2 separate regions of the Homo sapiens genome follow, and region 2 is linked to region 1. Evidence: chromatin contacts called from ENCODE Hi-C data. All regions are on one chromosome and are shown on one strand. Each heading gives the region's core, a stretch centred on a gene start or an enhancer-like site at or near the end of the contact. The rest is flanking DNA. Distances are from core to core; before and after follow the strand shown.

The links. Hi-C counts contacts between places; a loop is a spot of excess contacts on that map. Pooled maps may share reads with other maps.
Region 2: a loop to region 1 is called in a map with no recorded cell type, with 3 times the contacts of the local background. The contact joins two enhancer-like sites. A Hi-C loop is called at or near these places in 5 of 37 single-sample maps with no recorded cell type and 3 of 50 pooled maps.

Annotation. Positions count from the first base shown.
Region 1 is chr1:178,659,968-178,666,883 of GRCh38, forward strand. No RefSeq gene overlaps it. Among named protein-coding and RNA genes, the nearest start is that of MIR4424, 14 kb to the right of the region's middle. RefSeq lists an enhancer at 4,403-4,612. Within about 2 kb of position 4,429, at least 3 of the 41 ENCODE cell types and tissues checked have a DNase peak (open chromatin) inside an H3K27ac peak, as active enhancers do.
Region 2 is chr1:178,915,773-178,922,688 of GRCh38, forward strand. It overlaps RALGPS2 (Ral GEF with PH domain and SH3 binding motif 2), which reads left to right. Exons shown (of 20, transcript NM_152663.5): 20 at 558-6,068. The coding sequence ends at 587. Among named protein-coding and RNA genes, the nearest start is that of ANGPTL1, 48 kb to the left of the region's middle. Within about 2 kb of position 3,344, at least 4 of the 41 ENCODE cell types and tissues checked have a DNase peak (open chromatin) inside an H3K27ac peak, as active enhancers do.

The DNA of each region.
Region 1 (6,916 bases), core at 3,179-5,678:
GAGAGAAAATGACAGAGGCAAAAAGGAACTGAGATTGAATAGGTTAAAAAGGGTCAGAGCAGAGCAAATTTTGAATGTGTCACATAGAGGAGTTATTTGAAGGGGACGTGACATTTTCCAGTGGGGTGTCAAGGTGTCAAGGATGAGTGTGGTGTCATGTCGTGACTGAAGTTGGGAATAAAGGAGTATTCTGCTGCCGGCACAATACTCAGGCAAAGTACCTTGGGAACAGATAAAGGGTGCTACAATTAGATTTCCCCACAGCCTAAGCAGAAATCCCAAGGAGAAGCCCCTTTGCTCTTGGAATATGTCTCAGAAACTTAGAGGTCACAGCTGAATCTGAGAATGGACCCAGCCAGGAGGACCTCACATACTCACTGGTTAGAAATAATTGTTTGTTGCTATAGAATCCAGTAAGTATTAGTTCTTGTGTGAAGGCATGGCACTGGGGGGCTTTCTGAAAGCACATTGGAGATATTGTTGGGAAAATGTTAGGTTTTTAATCACCAAAAAATGATCACAATTGAATTTCAAGTAAATTGCCTCCTTAGTTTTGCTGCAGCTGCCTTAAAAACATCCTTGCTTTTGGAAGTGGAATATTCATTATGATTCAAAATGATACTTTGTAGTCTTGCTCTAATGATGCACACACATGACCTTTTGAGAAATCCAGATGTTGCTAATGTTCCAGCTGTGTAGAATAGATTTACTGTGACTAGAAGCTGGAAATGACCTAGATAAGCACAGCAAAACCCAAAGGACCCACTCATTTTTTTCTGTTAAGATGAAGTGACTAATTGGATGGTTAAACCTGTTATAGTTCCCTGGCTTCCACCTCTTCTCAAAGAAGAGAAAGGCATCTCATTATGTAGCACCAAAGCGACATTTTAAAGAGTGCTTCAGCATTGACTTTATTCCCAAGCTTGTAACTAGGCCATTTATTGCATTTGAAAAAAGAAAATGCCTCCATTGTGCCTCCTACTGTGTCATACACCACAGCATCACCATGGGTGATGGGAACACTGAACCTGTGCTACCTTCCTCCACACTGGCCTCAGTGTCCCTCCTGTTTTCTGATGCACTAGGAAGAAGACTTATATCTAGCGGGTGTTACATCCCTGGGTACTCACCTCTCTGCTGGGTGCTCAGTGAGTGTTCACATGTGAAGGAAATAACATCACACCCATGTTACATATGAAAAAAGCAAATTCCAGAGAACATTTTCCCTCCATCATCTGTTTGTTTCAGATAAGTAATATATTGACCCTTGGGGCTCTCATTTCTGAACTCCAAACTTTTGCAATAAGAATAGCTCTGTCAGGCTGGCGCAGTGGCTCACGCCTGTAATCCCAGCACTTTGGGAGGCTAAGCCAGGTGGATCACTTGAAGTCAGGAGTTCGAGACCAGCCTGGCCAACATGGTGAAAACCCGTCTCTACTAAAAATTCAAAAAATTAGCCAGGCATGGTGGCGCACGCCTGTAGTCCCAGCTACTAGGGAGGCTGAGGCACAAGAATTGCTTGAGCCCAGGAGACGGAGGTTGCAGTGAGCCAAGATCACGCCACTGCACTCCAGCCTGGGTGACAGAGTGAGACTGGGTCTATCTCTCTCTCTCTCTCTCACACACACACAAACACACACACACACACACACACACACACACACACACACACACACACACACAGAGAATAGCTCTGCCTGGTCACATAGAGGTGGAACCCTTTGTAAAAAAAAAAAAAATGCTGTATTACTTAGAAATATCTAACTCTCACTTGTTTCAAGAAAAAAACACTGAGAAAACAAAAGTCCAGGACAACAAAAGAATATACAGAGGAAAAAAACAAATGATCCCTTTCTCCTCTGGACAGGGGCCACATTTCCTTTGTCACTATATCCCCAGTGCCTAGAGTGAAGAGGAAATTGAGATAGTTCTGTGGGGGCAAATGAATTCATATGGTGACTTTGGGACCCTGCATTATGGGGTCTGGACTGAAAGATTCCTTCAAAGTCACTCTGGACCAGGCCCACTGCTTCCAGGCACGTTTACATCCAAAGTAAGCAACAAAAGGATCTGACCTCTCTCCCTAAGGCCTAGAACACAATACAGATAACAATAAGAACAACAAAGTGGGTTTAAGATAAAATAAACACAATACACATTGCATTCTTGTCTTCTTTTCTTGTCTTTTCTGGCTGTGTGTATGTTTTTTTAACAGGAATCTGTTGGTGGGAGAATTCCTGGATGTTTCCTACAAGCAGATGGCAATGTTCTCTTAGTCTCATCGGAACCAGACAGAGAAGGGGACGGTGGAAAAAGGACTGATAGAGACAAAGCACATCTAGCCAACCAGTCACCCTCTACTTCTAAAGACTTTTGAAAACAAGAGTATTGTCAAGAATTATTTAACATTATTATGATACTATCATTATAATCAAGGAGTGGGCTGTTGAGAGATTTCATCTTCATTCATTTTTTCAACAAATGTTTGGTCAGTGCCTAGGATGTCAAGTACTGGGCTAGTTGCTTATTTTATAAAGATGAACAAAACAGAGTCCTTGCTAGCAGCTAGGTCATAATGAAGACAACCCAAACAACAATGACCGCGCTGTTAGCTAGGACAGCAGCGTGCCTAGGATGCAAGGAGAACCTTGGAGGGCAGTCAGAAAGGGTCCCAAGACCAGGTGACATTAGAGCTGTGCTGGGAAAGAGGGGTAAGATTTAGACGCAGGCGAAGAAACGAAGCAAGCACATTCAAGGTGGGAGTCAAAGTCACTGAAATATGAGAGCACCTGAGCTAGTTGGTACCACTAGAATCAGGGGTAAGGCTAAGAGAGGATGAGGAACTGAGGCTGATGAAGGTAGCAAAAGTAGACCAAGCAAGATGTTGGCTCTCATGATTAGACATTTTTTCTCAAAGCAGTGGGGAACCATCAAAGGTTTTTCACCAGAAAAAAATGTCATGTTAACATTTTTTTTAAAAATTGAGACAGAGTCTTACTCTGTTGCCTAGGCTAGAGTGCTGTGCCACAATCACAGCCCTCCTGGGCTTAGGCGATCCTCTTGCCTTAGCCTTACACATAGCTGGGACCACAGGCACATACCACCACCATGCCTGGGTAATTTTTTAAAAAAATATTATTTGTAGAGACAGGGTCTCACTATGTTGCCCAGGCTGACCTCAAACTCCTGGGCTCAAGTGATCCTCCTGCCTCAACCTCCCAAAGTGCTGGGATTGTAGGTGTAAGCCATTGCACCTGACTCATTTTAGCATTTTTAAAAGATTACTTGGGAATAAATGTAGGACACAGACTTGTTGGGCAGGAGTTAGGAAACAAGACTGAAGAAAAGGAGACCAGTTAAGAAGGTATGGCAAGAAACTAGGAGAGAAATTATACAGGTCCTAAACCAAAGAGTGCTAATAAGGATGGAGGGGAGGAGGCAGATTGGCTAACTGAATGTGAAGAATGAGTGGAGAAGGCACAGAAGAAGACACTTTAGGTACCTCTCAGTCTTCTGTCCTGAATGACCAGATAGATGTGCATGTCGTTAACCAACATTCAATGTCTGGAACAGAAACATTTTAGGGAGGAAGATGATATGGGCAATATGGGATATGTTTAGTTTGAGATGTCCAGCTGGGAGTTGAAAAGCCGTGTGTGGAGCAGGAAGAAGTTCTAGGCTGGAGATAGACATCAGCACTGGGATGATCACTGAAGCTATAGGCTTAAGTTCTACTAGATCAATGGCTTTGAGACTATTTTTTCTATAACCCACAGCAGAAATACATTTTATGTCACAATCCTGTGTACACATACACACACCTATAAAAATGTTCATTCAACAGTATTTACCATGACCAAGTGTGACGGACTCTAAGAGCTTTCTATTGAATTTCAGTTTTTTTAAATGCTGGTCAGATGCACCGATTTGATTTCACAATCTACTAATCACTAATGGGTTGCAGCCTGTAGTTTAAAATGCACTACCCTAGATTATAAGCTTCTTGTAGCAGGGACCACATCTTATACAGTTTAGATTCCCCGTGGCAACTATTATAATGCCTTGCACATAATGAATTTTTGTGGAAGGAAATCAGGGGAAAAAGGAAGGAATGAAGTGAGGGAGGGAGAGAGAGACGAATTTTTCCAGTACTCAACCTTAAAATGTTCTCCAAAACTACAATGAAATCTTGTCTCCTCCAATTCTACTGAACTTTCATATACACAGTTTCTATTTTTTTCCTCATATTTCCAAGGTAAATCAAACATGGGTCACAATGCCTCAGGGGAGATTTGGTGTTTTGCTTTTTCTCACCACCAACTCCCTACACCACATCTAGGGCTCCAACCATAGTCTTTTAGTTGGACTAGACTGGCCAAGCAAGACACTTATGTTACATGGCTGCAGCCCTCCTATGCAAAGGTTGTCACGCTGTGTACCACATGACCCCACAACAGCTGCCTGGACCGGAGGAAGATGGCAGCAGCAGCCAACACACACACAGAGAAGAGGAAGTAGAAGCCCTAAGAAAATAGAAGCTATGAGCAAGCTGAAGATGAGGAAGAGAGGACAGGATGGAGAAATTAGTTGGTAGCGGCAGAAGCAAAGAGTAGTTTGGAAACTGAAAGAGCGAGCACTAGAAATAGGTATAGTTGCCAACTTCTGTTCATAGGGACAAGATACCCAAGTAAGCTGTGATGAATCCTGCGTTATCTTCCATTACCCTGATGACATTGCAAGCTCTGTGAGGACCAGCTTTTCATAGATTCTTCTTTCTCCACAAGGACCGCATATCATACATCAAATTTCTCCCTTGCTTCCTTTCTCTTGTACTCAAAAAAATTAACTTACAGAAAAGTTGCAAGAATATTGCAAAGAACTCATACCCTTTACCCAGATTCAGCAATTTTTAACATTTTGCCACATTTCTTTCTCTCTCTTTCTCATTTTTGTCTGAAGCATTTGAGACTAGGATGCATATATCACTTTTTTTCTTAATATTTCAGTATGTATTTCCTTAGATATTTTCTTACACAGTCGTGGTACACAGCTCCAATTCAGGCAATTTTACATTGATATAATAGTTCAATGTTAAACCCCACATTTCTACACCATTGTTCATAGCAGCACTATTCACAACAGCGAAAAGGTAGAAACAACCCAAATGTTCATCAACAGATGACTGAATAAACAAAATGTGGCCAGGCGCAGTGGTTCACGCCTGTAATCCCAGCACTTTGGGAGGCCGAGGCAGGCAGATCACCTGAGGTCAGGAGTTCAAAACCAGCCTGGCCAACATGGTGAAACCCCATCTCTACTAAAAATACAAAAATTAGCCGGGTGTGATGGCGAGCACCTGTAATCCTAGCTGATTGAGAGGCTGAGGCAGGAGAATCACTTGAACCTGGGAGGTGGAGTTTGCAGTGAGCCATGATCGTGCCACTGCACTCCAGCCTGGATGACAGAGTGAGATTTTGTCTCAAAACAAAACAAAACAAAAACAAAAACAAAAACAAATGTGGTACATACATACAATGGAAAATGATTCAGCCTTAAAAAGGAATGAAATTCTGGCACAAGCTATAACATAAATAGACCTTGAAAACATTACGCTAAGTGAAATAAACTGGATACAAAAGGACAAATACTGTATGATTTCACCTACATGAGATACCTAGAATAGGCAAAGTCCTAGAGACAGAAAGTAGAATGGTGGTGACCAGGAGCTAGGAGTAGGAGGAAATGGGGAGTTATTATTTGACAGGTATAGAGTTTAGGTATGGAAAGATAAAAACATTCTGGAGATGGATAGTGATGATGGTTGCACAATAGTGTGAATGGACTTAATGCTACTGAGCTGTACATCTACAAATAGTTAAAATGGTAAGTTTTATGTTTTGTGTACTTTACTGTACTTTTTTTAAGTTGATGTTCTAATTCTGTGAATTATCCCAATAATGTACTTGTAGCATGTTTTTTTTTTCACTCCATTCCACGATCCAGTCCAGGATCACATGTTTTACATATTGCATTTAATGATTATGTCTCCTCAGCAGGGTGATCAAGTCATCAATTCAGAATAACCCTGTTTTCCCAGACCTTCTCCATTTTAGCACTGAAAGTCCTGCATCCTGGGAAACTACTCAGTCCTAGGTGAATGGGTGAAGAGTTGGTTATGCTACTCTTCAGTCTCCTTTAATCTGGAACCGTTGGCTCAGCCTTTCAATGTTATGTCTTTTATAACATTGCCATTTTTAAAGAAATCAAGTCAGATACTTTATTGAACATCCCTCAACTTGATATTACCTGATATTCTCCCAGGTTATGCATTTCTGGTTGGAATACTACATTAGTGATTTTGTGTCCTTTTTGAAGTATCACAGCTGGAGGCACAGATGTCCATCTGTCCTGCATTGGTAACGTTAATTTTGATCATGATCAAGGTGTGGTCTAGTTTCATAATCATGTGCTTACTATTTCCTTCCACATATATGCTTATAATAAACTTCTGTTAACAGTGTTCCTTGCTACCTGAAACAGCCTAAGCAGAAGCTCAAAATATATTATAGGAAACATCTGATAGCATCCTTGCACTTGACAAAAGAAAGCATTTCAAAATTCGTTTTCCATTGTCATTGCAGAGTACCATAAATCACTGCATTCCTCATCTCTTCTGTCCTTGGCCACTTTAGGTTTTGAGGTGACAGAATTTTCAAAATGTATATATTTCTATATAATTCTTTCTTTTATTTAAAAAATCACATTATTGGTGAAAAAAAGCATGGCTTTCTGTTTAAATTACCTGTCTTGACACTTATTCTCAAAGTGAAGACTATTGTCTGGGGAAAACACACTATGTGTAGCAAGAACCTTTACACTTTTTAACTGACAGCCCCAACTGCCATCAGCATTTGTT
Region 2 (6,916 bases), core at 2,094-4,593, 250 kb after region 1:
CAGTATTTTGGAAAACTGGTTTTGAGGATTTGTTTTAACATAGTGAAACTCTAATAAGGAATTTTGTTTTTCTGTACTTATTTTAATCATGATTTTACAAATAAATTCTTAGTAATGTTTGTTATAAAATTATTTTTGCTGATTTTAAAAATATGCACCTAGGAATTTTTGTAATATATAATGAGAAAATAAATAATGGCAAACAAGTGTATCTGGAATCTCACCCTACCAGAGTCATACTTACTCTTGCTCTCATTTATTCATTCAGTAAACGTCTACTGAGCCCCCTGTGTTAGACAAGAAAGATATTGTCTCTACCCCTTCTCCTGTATAGATGTCATTTTACTAGAAAGAGTATTAACTCATTTTGGTGATTTTCTCTCAAAAATGTTCTAGCATGTTAATTATTCATAAACTATTGAAGCTCCTTATATCAAGTTCCTTTTAAAAGATACTTAAGTAGAAAGATTGGGCTTGCCTAAATAACAAGGAAAGATAAGAAATACTCCTTTGAAAAACAACTTTTAAACTCAGTTTTTAATGCTTATATTTTTTAGGTTCCTACAAACTTGATGACTTTTGAGTAGAAGCCTGAGAAAAAAAGAGAGGTGAACTGTTGCTTCTACGTGAGCATGAGGACCTGATAAAAGAGCGCCAGCTATAAACCATCCTGTGCCAGGAAGAGCCCAGAGGCTCTGTCTCAGTCGTTGGAGTTCTCAACCAAAAAAGCACTAATTTCAGGGAATGATTTGAGATATTCCCAGAGAACAAATTGGAGTTGCAAAACAAACTGCCATGAACCATGCTTCTTATCTCAGAACTGACCTGTGGAAACCACTGCCTTAAAAGAATGAAAGGAAAACCAACATGAAACACCAAATAGTGTGTGTGAATCTTCTGGCGGTGCTGTGCTTGGAATAGATCGTAGCTAATTTGCATTTCTTTTAACTTTGTAATAATTTTAGAGGGGGGAATTGCCTTTTTTAGATATGCTTTAAAAAGGAAAAACATACTCTTGTGGATTCCATCAGGAGCTGGTTTTGAACCGAGGTGAAGAGACTTAGCAGGGATTGTACCAGCAGCCCACCTGCAAGGTTTGTTCTCCCTCTAGTAGTCTGCAACCTCACTGGCTTTCTCACAGCAAGAGTGTAGGAATGAGAAATGTTAGTCATGTGAGTTCTTGGGTTTGTTTGGGATTGGGTGGGGGTGTTTGTTTTGTTTTGGATGAGGGGAGAATTTTTTTAAACACTAAACTTCTGAAATGTAGTACTGTAAGGGGAACATTATTTCCTGCAGGAGGTACAAAGGCTGTGTGTTCATTTGCCAGACGCTTTTTTTTTAAATAGGTTCCAGAAAACATGGTTGTTTCTAACTAGGGTTAAAGTTTAGCTTTCTATATGAATTCATTGTTGGACCACAGATCTGCTTAAGTAAAGAGCTATAATCCCAACCTAAACTTTTCTGAGATTTTACAATAATTAGATCTTTTTCCAAGTTAATTGGGTTTTCCCTTCTCCCAGTCATAGGTGGTTTTTATCATCAAGACAGACTGATATTTTGTCAGGATATTTTCTTTTACAGTGTTTGATGTGCATAATGCCAGAGTTATTTTTTTATTATTCATTTTCTCTCTTTTTGTTCAATATGAGATTCAGGATCATATTTGTTTAAAAGGTAACACATAGAGATGTATGTATATATTTTGTTATAAGACATACAAAATAATTTTAAGAGGGATAAAGGTGAAAATATCAGATTCTGGAAATTTTAAGTATCTAAACTTTATACTTGTATGATTTACCATAAACATACCAAAACATTTTTCTGAAAATTTACTGTCGGTCTCTGACATGAAACCGTATTTTGTCAGTAGTTGACCAAGCAGTTTTATGAGAACTCTTCTATGCAATGATGCATTTAATTTCTAAAGTAAATGTTGAATTATTAAAAAAAAAGTTTGAAGGTAAGATGCCTTAGAATTTTAATGAAAAATGACACTCAAACAAAGGCTATATGTCGAATGTTATAAACTCTTGAGACATAATGAATTTTAGCAGTGGCCTAGAGTAAGGTAATGCTTTGTGACTGATATCTACTAATAGACTTCTGTTACTTTGGGCCTCACATAAAATTTCTCACATTCGTATTCTTAGAGAATTTTATACTTTTTTATTATAAGTATTTTGCCCTTGAGTCCATGAAACTTCAATAGAAAATATTGCTTATACAATAATTAGCTTAAAATCCATCCAAAGGAAAAGAGAAGAGCTTTTTTTGAGTGTTAAGTTTTTTAATTTAGTATTCTGTTTGGAAAAGATGTTAAGAGTTCAAATATGCTTCTTATGTAACAGAAATACCATTATTTCTGGGGTTTAGTGACACAGGCTGGAGAGGACAAAAGTTTCCTGTCCTGAATGATTTTTCAATTAATGCTCTAAGCTTAACCCATGTTGGGTAATAGAAAGACATAGCCAGCAGTATTACTACGTAGACCTTGCACATCTTACTTTTGTTTTGCATTTTTAAAAATTTCTTAATTTGTTTATTTCTCTTCAGAAATAGCGTTTTTAACAGTGTATGTGCTTTTTTAAAAAGTATTGTGAATGAGAACCCTGTGGATTTTTTTTATTTCATTTGTTTGTCATAATAAGCTAACGTAGAAATGTTGTAGGTTAACCATATCTGTGGAAATATGCAGTTGGAAGTCAGAGCCTGACATCACATAGTTTTGCCAAAGGGAGAGAGCTAAGCTGGAAGATGTTTTTGATACTTTCGGCTCTAAACATTAATGGATGTTTGCGTAGAGTAAGATAGCGTTCAAATTTGGTTAATAGTTTATAGATAGACTTGTGGCCTCTGACTGACTAAATTTCTTAACAGCACAGAAGTCGTTGTTTTTCTGTCTTTAAAATTTATTCATTCAGAAAATTAGTCATTGCTTTTTAAGATTATTTTAGCATTTGAAGCAAATTGAAAACAGAAAAGTGACTTAAAATAGTGTAGGTGAATTTTTTATCTATAATTTACCAAATAATACCTGATAATAATTCAAAGAAAATATGTTACCAAAATATATTAAATATATAGGTAGTTCATTCGTGGGAAGATGAATCTTCTTATTAAGCCTGCCCTCAATTGTAAATAAGTGACTCAAAAACTCAAAATGTTCATCAGCATTCAGGTCATTTGTTTCACCCTTAGCCAAGAAGAACTCATTAGAAATTCAGTTATAATTTCAATTTAAGCCTGTTTATGATAAGCATAATGATTGGCATGTTATATAGCCTGTTGAAAATAACTACAGAATGACCTTCCAGAGCACTGTTTTTGGCCTCGTGCCCGCTCTGTTCAGGCTCTGCTTGTTTTTCAGAATATGATTTTTACCTCCAGACAGTAAGAATTGAACAAGAACTGATCAAACACACCTTCCTATTTTGTTTTCTTCACTATGTAAATATTATTTGGGCAAACATTACAAAAAGGGATCCAAACAATTTGAGTTTCAGTATTTTTTTCTCCCTAGGCATGTGCTTCAATTTCAAATATTTTTTTCTGTGTGGAAAATGCCATGTAACTATTGCACTACCTTCTGTGTGGACTGTGTTGGTATTGGTTCTTTCTGTATATCAAAAGTCAGGGTGTTTATAACTGCAAAGTTTGTATAAGTGGCTTTATTCCTCTTCTAGAAGATTTATGAGGAGCCTAGGAAGCACTATTGGTACAGGAGGAAAAAAGAATGGAAAACATGTTTACAGACTCTAGCTTTCCTTATTAGCTTAAACTGGGGCCCTCAAAGAGCAGCCTGTTGATCTTTTGGCCAAATGACTTGAGCATAAGTCTTTTATTTCTTTTTAAGGTTAAATCGTAAACTGTATACCTTTACTACTGAAAACAAAACTATAGGGCATCATACTAATTGAAAATCAATAGTAATGGGTTCCATCCATTAGCTTTTTAAATGAATAGATCTGGTATTGATTTCCTTCCTGTTTTTTTGAGGCACATTCCTTTACAACCAGTGTTTAAACCACCACGTAATCATCTTCTGCAAACAAGGGGTGCCAGTGTTGCCTAACAGAAGATAATCTTTAATAAAGCAAATCCTCTGCTTCAAAGGTTTTTGAAATAATTGGATCCCTTTTTGAAAAGGAAGATGAGTTTAACTGTGTCCAGGTGGAGTAATAGTACTGCTGTTGCATGAATAGATGATACAAAGCAAGTGATGAGGTTGGTATGACTTCTTTAGTGACCTTTTAGGGTTTGCTTTTATTTTCCTCTCTTTTTTGTATTATTTCTTTCAAACATAGTAAATATATGATTTTACAGCCAAAGTGGTATTCTGTTTTTTCTAAGCTTTGAGATACAAATATTGCTATTTAATCACATTGATGATGAATTACTTTCCATGTGAACCTTCTCAAAATGATTTAAGTACCTTTGATTTTGCTCCCCTAAAAATGGCTTGTGTCTAAAGTGACATTTTTTTCCCTATTTGGAGGGTTCTAATGAAAGAGATCCAGGCATAAAAACTCTTTTGCTTATTGAAAGCAATTTGATTACACCTATGTTTCAGGTTATAGTGGGGAGAAAATTTGGTCAGTGCCTTATTATTTGAAGAGCAATTTTAGGGCATCAAGTATGACAATAATCATGTGCCCTCTTGCTCCTCTTATTTCAGGAGTGTGTGCTATCCCTCTCTCCACCAGCTTAATCTTTCTCACCCCAAGTCTAACAAAGTCTTTACAGAAACCTCTGTAGGTGATTGTTGCAGTCTTCCTTGGTTTTTGAGTCTTTTTAAACAAGCTCCTACCCTGCTTCTATCCTTTTAGAGTAGGAGATTAAAAATAAACCCACCCCAGTCAACCTTTAGATAAGCACTCTTAAAAACAAATTTGAAGAGCACTCTTCAGCCAAGTTCATTTTTATTTTGTTGTTGATGTTTTGAGCATACATTTAATTGTAAGGCCTTTTGGAAAAGCCCTAAAAGAATAAGATACAACCAGAAATATTTGAGTTTTGTTAAATGTACTGAAATCTTGTAATGAAAATCCCTTTGGCCAGAAATGAGATTTATTTCCATTTATTTTTACATTTAAGTAACACTCAAAACAAACAAGTAGTCACTTAACCTGCCAGTTATTATTTTCTTGAAAATATACAAGAAAGTAAAAATATCTCTAATATATAAGTTAAAGGAAAGTTAAGAGACTAAGCTAGTTTTTTCAGTGAAAGCAAAGTTGGAAATATTTTGCTTCTCTCAGATTATTGGAAGACCTAGAGCTACTGGATGTTAACCTGAATCAAGATGTTCTTTTCACATTTTTTTAAAGGGCTAGTATGTTCCAGAGTAGGCAAGTAGTCATTCAAGCCAAATGAAAGAGTTAACTGGTCCTTGAGGAGTGTTAGCAAAATTTAAATTTTGACCCTGGCCATTTGTACTACAGAAGTGATTATGGGATTAAAAGAATACATAATTACAGTGTTTTGGGATTGGGCTCTTTTTTTTCTTAATAGAAAAGCAGAAACTTCATAAATAATAGCTGTGCTTTAGATACCAGATAACAAATATTGTTTCCCCTGAAGATATGACCTACTAGAACTACTCACATATATAGTCCAATAATTACTGACTTAATAGGTATGGTAAAATAGCTGATAATAAGTCAGACTCTCAAGAGTTTCTGTACCTTGATTATTGACAAATTCATTGTTTTACATCCTACTAAAGAACATGTGTGTGGGGAGGGGGTGGGGAACTGGTTCACAACATAATCTGAAGGAGATCAAACATCTGTAAGGACAGGTACCCAGTGATGATAATATATCTGAAAACACAAGCCATTTTTATTCTTTATCCCAATTAACTTGAGGTACTCTAATGATGAAGCACTCGATTGCACTATGACCTCCTTGAGTGATGTGCAGCTTGGTTCCTCTCTCACTTTTTGTTTCTTTTTAATATGCAAATGTGAGTGTGCGATCTTCAGTGTGTCTGCATAAGCTAACTTAAGATGAATTTAAGTACAGTTTTCTGAAATATTTCTATTGAAATAAATTACTTAAAATTATAGATTGGGTGAGGATGTTTTTGTTACTGTATTTGCATTTTTATCATGAACTTTTAAGGTGCAAATAAACTTTAAGTTGATTTTTTTCCCCTTTCTAAGGTAGTCAACAAGGCTATTGTTGGTGCAGGGAAAGCTCTGAAAAAACTTTAGTCACTCTTCTCTAGCCCAAGACAAGAATGTGCCACCTCGCATGTGGACAAATGGGGTTGTGGGGAATAGAGAGTAAGGGCATAACATTTCCAACTACATCTCCCACTCTGAGTATGTGATACGATAGGAGTAGTCCCCAAAGAGGCTCTCTTTGCTAATACATAACATTTTTTTCTTTTTACCATTTCTGAAAACAATCCATATTCGAGACCATGGAGCTTTAAATTGGAAGAAGTACAGAAATACCTGTGTGGAGTCTCCTGTAGGCTATTGTCTGGGTGTTGGTTATGCTTGAGAATTCCACGTTAGCTTAGCCTCTGCATGGTTTAGGAACCCCCAGCCAGGAAAAGCCCAATATTTTGGCAAATTATAATTCAGTTTTCAGCAGTTTTCTCACCTCCATAGTGCCCTTTGAAACTTCTCACTGTCCCTTTACTTGAACCAAAAGAGAAGAATGACACTTATTTGTTGGGGCCAACCTGTCATTACCTCATATAGTACCACCTTTGTCATACATCAGTTTCCCATATATGCAGAATTTTCTAGATCCCCTTTCCTGTTTCAACGGTTGTTTGTCCCAACCAATACCATATTGTCTTCATTACTATATAGCTGTATAAGTTGGTATCTGGTGAGCTAATTGTATGTTCTTCAGAATTAGCTTAGCTCTTCTTGACTTTGTCTTTGCTGTAAATTCT